Regions from separate parts of the Homo sapiens genome. Here region 2 is linked to region 1. Evidence: read pairs that join two places in POLR2A ChIA-PET (ENCODE). Cell type or tissue: B cell. All regions are shown on one strand. Each heading gives the region's core, and the rest is flanking DNA. Links, peaks and the distances in the headings are about the cores only. Region 1 overlaps EVL (Enah/Vasp-like). Region 2 has its middle 18 kb from the start of DEGS2.

What was found. Peaks named below come from ENCODE experiments on the same cell type or tissue, not always from the same donor. Only the 100,000 strongest peaks of a DNase experiment are listed, where the experiment ranks them.
Region 2: POLR2A ChIA-PET joins it to region 1 with 8 read pairs; 3 of 35 experiments call an interaction of 5 or more read pairs at or near these places.

The regions. Positions count from the first base shown.
Region 1 is chr14:100,077,910-100,080,818 of GRCh38, forward strand. The region is part of intron 1 of EVL (Enah/Vasp-like); the gene reads left to right. Among named protein-coding and RNA genes, the nearest start is that of EVL, 14 kb to the left of the region's middle. In B cell, for the core only: no CTCF peak of the experiment used is centred there; a DNase peak (open chromatin) is centred at 1,127; H3K27ac peaks cover 2,270 bases.
Region 2 is chr14:100,175,734-100,178,642 of GRCh38, forward strand. No RefSeq gene overlaps it. Among named protein-coding and RNA genes, the nearest start is that of DEGS2, 18 kb to the left of the region's middle. In B cell, for the core only: no CTCF peak of the experiment used is centred there; no DNase peak of the experiment used is centred there.

The DNA of each region.
Region 1 (2,909 bases), core at 148-2,647:
CTACAAGCACCCGCCACCATGCCCGGCTAATTTTTTTTTGTATTTTTAGTAGAGATGGGGTTTCACCGGTTAGCCAGGATGGTCTCGATCTCCTGACCTCGTGATCCGCCCGCCTTGGCCTCCCAAAGTGCTGGGATTACAGGCGTGAGCCACTGCGCCCGGCCATGCATACAATTTTGAGGATCATGAGCATAGAGTAAAATGAGAAGAAATTCCACATAGTTCACGTTGGTTTTAAAATCTGTTTTGGAGAGCAAACCCATTTAAGAACATGGTAAATGCATTTCTAGAAGCAGCATGCACGCACACTTTTGCAGATAATTTTGGAGGTTTCTCAGACTCTTCAAGCCTTTCCCTGGACCCGGGATTAAAAACACTTGACATAAAAGATAAGTAGAAAGGAAACCTGTGAAGGAGGCTGAGCAGGAATCACAGAGAGCGAAGTGGAATGCCAGGAGAATTGGAAGGCTGGGGATTAAGGAGGAGAGGTTTTCAGAATGAGGACATAGCAGTGCCTGGCTCACTAATGGGCCCAGTGACTCGAGAGCCGGAAAGCACACATTGGAGCTGGAAGTGGAAAGGCAGTAACCTTGTCTGGGCTTATTTAAGTGTATTCTCAGGGCCAGGGGCCAGGTTCCAATGGGGGCTTGGAGAGTGACGGCAGGGTGGGGGTGGGGCAGGGTAAGGAAATGGAGAGAGCAAGTGACAAGACGAGCTGGGTGGGGAACAGCAGGAAGTAGGGAGTGAAGTCCAGTCGTATCAGCTGGCGGGGTGCTTGTTAGGTGCCCACCCTTGTGATGGTTATGTGGTGAAAGATAAAGGAGTTCCCAGCAGGGCAGCTCACTCACCCTGGTTTGCCCGGGATTATCCCAGTTTTAGTGCCGAATGCCTACCTCCTAGGAAACCCTTCTGTTATGGGCAAATGCTGGTTCACAGTCCTACTGGGAAGAAAAAATTGGCCCTCAAGACAGAGTATGAAGAGTTGTTCTGTCCAAAAGGAGCTCCCAAGTCTGAGCATTAAGGCTGAGCAGGACCACCATGCCAGTCCCAGGGAGAGAGAGTGAGGCCTTGGCCGCCTGCTTTCCAGGAAGGAGGAGTGTGGCTCCTAGGCTGACACTCCAGAGGAGCAGAAGAGGGCAGCCTGTACCTTCCCAGAGGCCTCCCTCTGGAGGAGCGGGTCTTTCTCCGCAGGCCTGGGCCCAGGCAGAGCTGAGATGCACCTTTAGAGGCAGCAGACAGGGCTGAGCCTCGCTTTGCACAGGAGCCCACCCGCAGAGCTGTGGTTTCCTGACTCGCCCATCCCAGGCTGTTGTGAGAGAGAAGGCTGATGGTAATCTGTGACAGATGCTTTTGCTTGGCAGTTACACTTTTTCTGAGAATAAATGGAGAGGATTGTGAGTAGAATGTTCCCACGGGCACACAATCATAAATGCACTGTTTTTCCCACAGTCAGGGTCATTTGTTTAACAATTATTCATGTCTACAGCATACAGGGACTGGCTTTACCAAGGGGAAAACAAAACAGTTCCTGCCTTCAAGGAGCTCACAGGCTGGTGGTGCAGACACCTCAGCAGATTCGGAGAGGCAGGACAAACTGAAAAGCGCTCTGGCAGAGGGAGAAGCAAGCATGGGGCTGCAGGAGCCAGCCTCTCTCTGGACAGGTCTACATCCTGTGCTTTTTCCAAGTTCAACCCTGCACTCACATTTCCCAAAAAACCTCTTGTGGTTAGCCTCGTTCCTCCCTGTGGACCTTCCTTTTTCCCTTACTTTATGAATTTACACTCTGTCCTTCAAGGAAATAACAGGGCTAGGATGGCGTGTCTGTGTAAGCCCATGAGAATTTCAGAAACCTTGTTCCCAGCCACACAGGGAGTGGGGGAGCAAGAGTCCAGGGGCACAGAGCCTGAACTTTTCCAGAAGGATTAGAGAGTGACAGCCCGAGATTGACTTCGGGCTGTCATCACGGAGGGCCGTGCTGCAAGATTTTTTCTGCATCCTCCTGAGTAGCTGGGACTACAGGCATGTTCCATCACACCCAGCTGCCTATGTAATAGTTTTATCTTGAAATGCATTACTGATTTCCTACATCAGGTCCTGGAAGGTCTATGATTAGGTTTCAGAACTACATGCAGAAAATTTGGGATGTGTTTTGCTTTTTTTTTTTTTTCTCTTCAGTGAGAGATTTCAACAGACATTCAAAAATGGTCTATGATATACAGCAGGGGTGTCCGATCTTTTGGCTTCCCTGGGCCACATTGGAAGAATTGTCTTGGGCCACACATAAAATACACTAACATTAACAATAGCTGATGAGCTTTTAAAAAAATCTCATAATATTTTAAGAAAGTTTACAAATTTGGGCTGCATTCAAAGCTGTCCTGGGCCACATGCGGCCCACAGCTTGGACAGGCTTGGTGTATGATCTAAAAAAATTAACTGCTGAAGCAGCGACAGGACAAAGATTGTGGCTTTTCCCATCTTCCCTGCTGTGCCCTGCCCCATGCTGGGCTCATGGACAGAGCTCAGCGAGTACTCAGCGCTTGTCTGAGGGAGCTCTTGAGGTCAGACTCACCTTGTACAGATGAGGAAACTGAGGCCTAGAGTCACATGGTCTTTCTCCTATAAGTGATAGAAGTGCAGTCTGAAGCTTTAAGAGTTTAGGTCTTGCATGACACACGGAGGGAAATTACAGGTGCAGATTATATGGGCCCCACAAATACATGTACGAAGGCCCAAAATGACAGGGGAATTGGACTGCTTGTTTGAAAAGAGCCTTCCCCCAAGAGAGAAATTCTAGTTATACCTACAGCTCAGAGATGCCTGTTAGATCCCAGGGGGGAAAGAAGTCCACCAACCTGGTAACTTAACACCATGCAGAACAAACCAGTGTGTTTTGACTGATTTCACTC
Region 2 (2,909 bases), core at 297-2,796, 98 kb after region 1:
CAAACCACAGCTCTGAAATACTCTTGGTTTCCCCAGCCAGGTCCCCAGCCCAGGCCCAAGAAAGACTGAGCATGGCAGCCAGGCACAGAGGCAGCCGGGCTTCTGGCCCCACCAGCATACAGAGACGCATTCTGAAGCTCGGATAGTGCGTGAGGTGTGAGGCTGCCTCTGCTGCCGGTGCCACCCAGTGGGAACCCCCTCCATGCCGGTGCAGCCCATGGACACAGGATGCTGGGGATGAAATGCTGACAGACAGGCAGGAGCCCACTCAGCTCCCCCCACTGACCTAAGGATCCTCCAAGGGGCTATTTCCGGTTGAATGTGATTGCATTTTCAGTGGATAATCAATGTTTGTTGTGGACACAAATCTGGAGAGCCCCAAAGACCTCAAACATGTCCCTCAAGAATGTCAAGGACGCAAAAGATAAATGCTTGAACTGGCTGGGCGCGATGGCTCACGTCTGTAATCCCAGCACTCTGGGAGGCTGAGGCAGGTGGATCACTCTGAGGTCAGAAACTCGAGACCAGTCTGGCCAACACGGTGAAAACGTTTCTCTACTAAAAATACAAAAATGAGCTGGGCGTGGTGGCGCACGCCTGTGATCCCAGCTGCTCAGGAGGCTGAGGCAGGAGAATCACCTGAACCCAGGAGATGGAGGCTTCAGTGAGCAGAGATCGCACCATTGCACTCCAGCCCGGGCAACAAAAAAAGACTCCATCTCAAAAAAAAAAAAAAAAAAAAAAAAAACTTGACCTGTTGGGTACCCTGATGTGGTTATTATGCATTGCATGCCTGTATCAAGATATCTCATGTAATCTCATGTACACCGTAAATATATACACCTAGTATGTACCCACAAAAATTAAATTTTTAAAAAATGGCAAGGAGGGCCAGGTAGGGTGGCTCAGGCCTGTAATCCTAGCAATTTGGGAGGCTATCGCTTGAGCTCAGGGGTTCAAGGCCAGCCTAGCAGCCTGAGCAACACAGCAAGACCCAGTCTCTGCAAAACACAAAACAAGAAGAAGAAAGTCAAGTCTGTCCCCAGTTCAGCGGCTCACGTCTGACTTCTCTCCTTGGCCTCATGCCCAGGGCACCTTCCTGAATCCCAGAGGTGAGCAAAACTCCACCTCCACAACCCCAGGGCACCCCATTGCCACCACCCCTCAGCCTTGGAAATGGAGTCACCAGGCATGAAGTTTAGATGTGCACAACCTGGCACCGAGTCCCTACGGTGGGACCATGCCCGCAGCGGCAGTGTGGAAGATGGGACAGACACAGCGAAATGCCTCCAGGGCGTGGTGGGAGGGGCCGGAACAGGGAGATGGCGCGTGAGTAGCATCTGTTCTTACAGCAAAACCTGTAAAAGTAAAATATACGTAGGTTTGTCACTAAAGACGTGTCTGCATAAATACACCCACGCCGAAGACTGTTCTGATCACCTTTTTATATAATTACCGTGTGTCCTTGTGGCTGTGTGGGTGGCTGTGTGTGTCTGTGCAAAGGTGTGCCTGTGTGCATCTGTCTGTCTGCAGAGGTATCTGTGTGTGTTTGTGTGTGAGTGGAGGTTCTGGAGAAGGCCTGGAAGGATCCTGTCAAACTGGAGGGGGGCTGCGGGATGAGGATTTTTCTTTTAATGCATCTGCCCAGTTTGAGTTTTACGAATGTTAATCATTTAAAGGCAGAAAAGATATCTTTGGGGGTTTTGGGTTTTTGTTTTTTGTTTGGGTACAGGGTCTTGCTCTGTTGCCCAGGCTGGATTGCAGTGGTGTGATCATAGCTCACTATAGCCTTCTAAGCCCTGGGTTCAAGTAATCCTCCCTCCTCAGCATTCCCAGTAGCTAGGAATACAGGCATGTGCCACCACGCCCAGCTAATTAAAAAAAATATATATATCTCTTTTTTCTTTTTTAGGGATGGGGTCTCGGGGTCTTGCTGTGTTGCCCAGGCTGGTCTCAAACTCCTGGGCTCAAGGGATCCTCCCAACTTAGCCTCCCAAAGTGCTGGGATTACAGGTGTGAGCCACCGGGCCGGTATAAAAAGATATCTAATTAAATTTTTTTGAATTAGTGGACTCCTCCCAGGCTCGTCCTCCTTCGCCACCCATTCCCAGCGCATTGCCCCCCGCCAGCCAGGTCCCCAGGCCTCCCAATCCTGCACTGTCCGCGGCGGCGGGGGTGGGGAGAGGAGGGTGCTTTGCACTCGCGGTTCCCCCCCCGGGAGCATTGATACCCCCGCCCCTGGGAGCATTGATCCTCCTGCCCCTGCAGCCCGGAGCCCGGAGCAGCCCACGTTGCTCCCGCTGCGGCCCAGCCCAGCCCAGCCCAGCCCAGCCCAGCCCAGTGCCGCGCCTGTCCTCGAACCTGGCCCAACGCTCGCCGGGAGCAGGGACCTGCGTGCAGCTATGGAACCGAGGCGCGGGCTGCGGGATCCCGCCCTACCTCCCATAAACCAGGGCCCGAGATAAGGGAGTCCCAGAGGGCCAGGGGAGTCGCGGGCCCAGCGTCTCAGTGGGCACGAATTTCTTACTTTAACCTCTTTTCTGTCGACCCCATCTGTCCCCACCTGGGAGGAGGGGGAGCAACAGGCCCCTTCCCGGTCGAGTTCAGGGCTCGGTACAAAGGCTGCATGATGCCACAGAGGGTGAATGGCCTGGTGCCAAGGCTGGGAGTGCCCAGACAGAAGGGCCACAGGGCATCCAAGAAGTGTGAGTTCAGGCCTTGAGGGCCTTGAAGGACGGAGAGAGTTCCTGACCAGGGAGAGGAGAGATTCTCAGCTGCAGGCACGGCTGGGACACAGGCCTGGTGGTGGGAAGGAGCAAGGGCCACTGTGGCTGGGGAAGGGGAGTGGAGCAGGGCTCAGAGGCTTAGTGCCCTGGGGAGCCTGGGAGTGTTGAGGTCTGGGAGGGCCT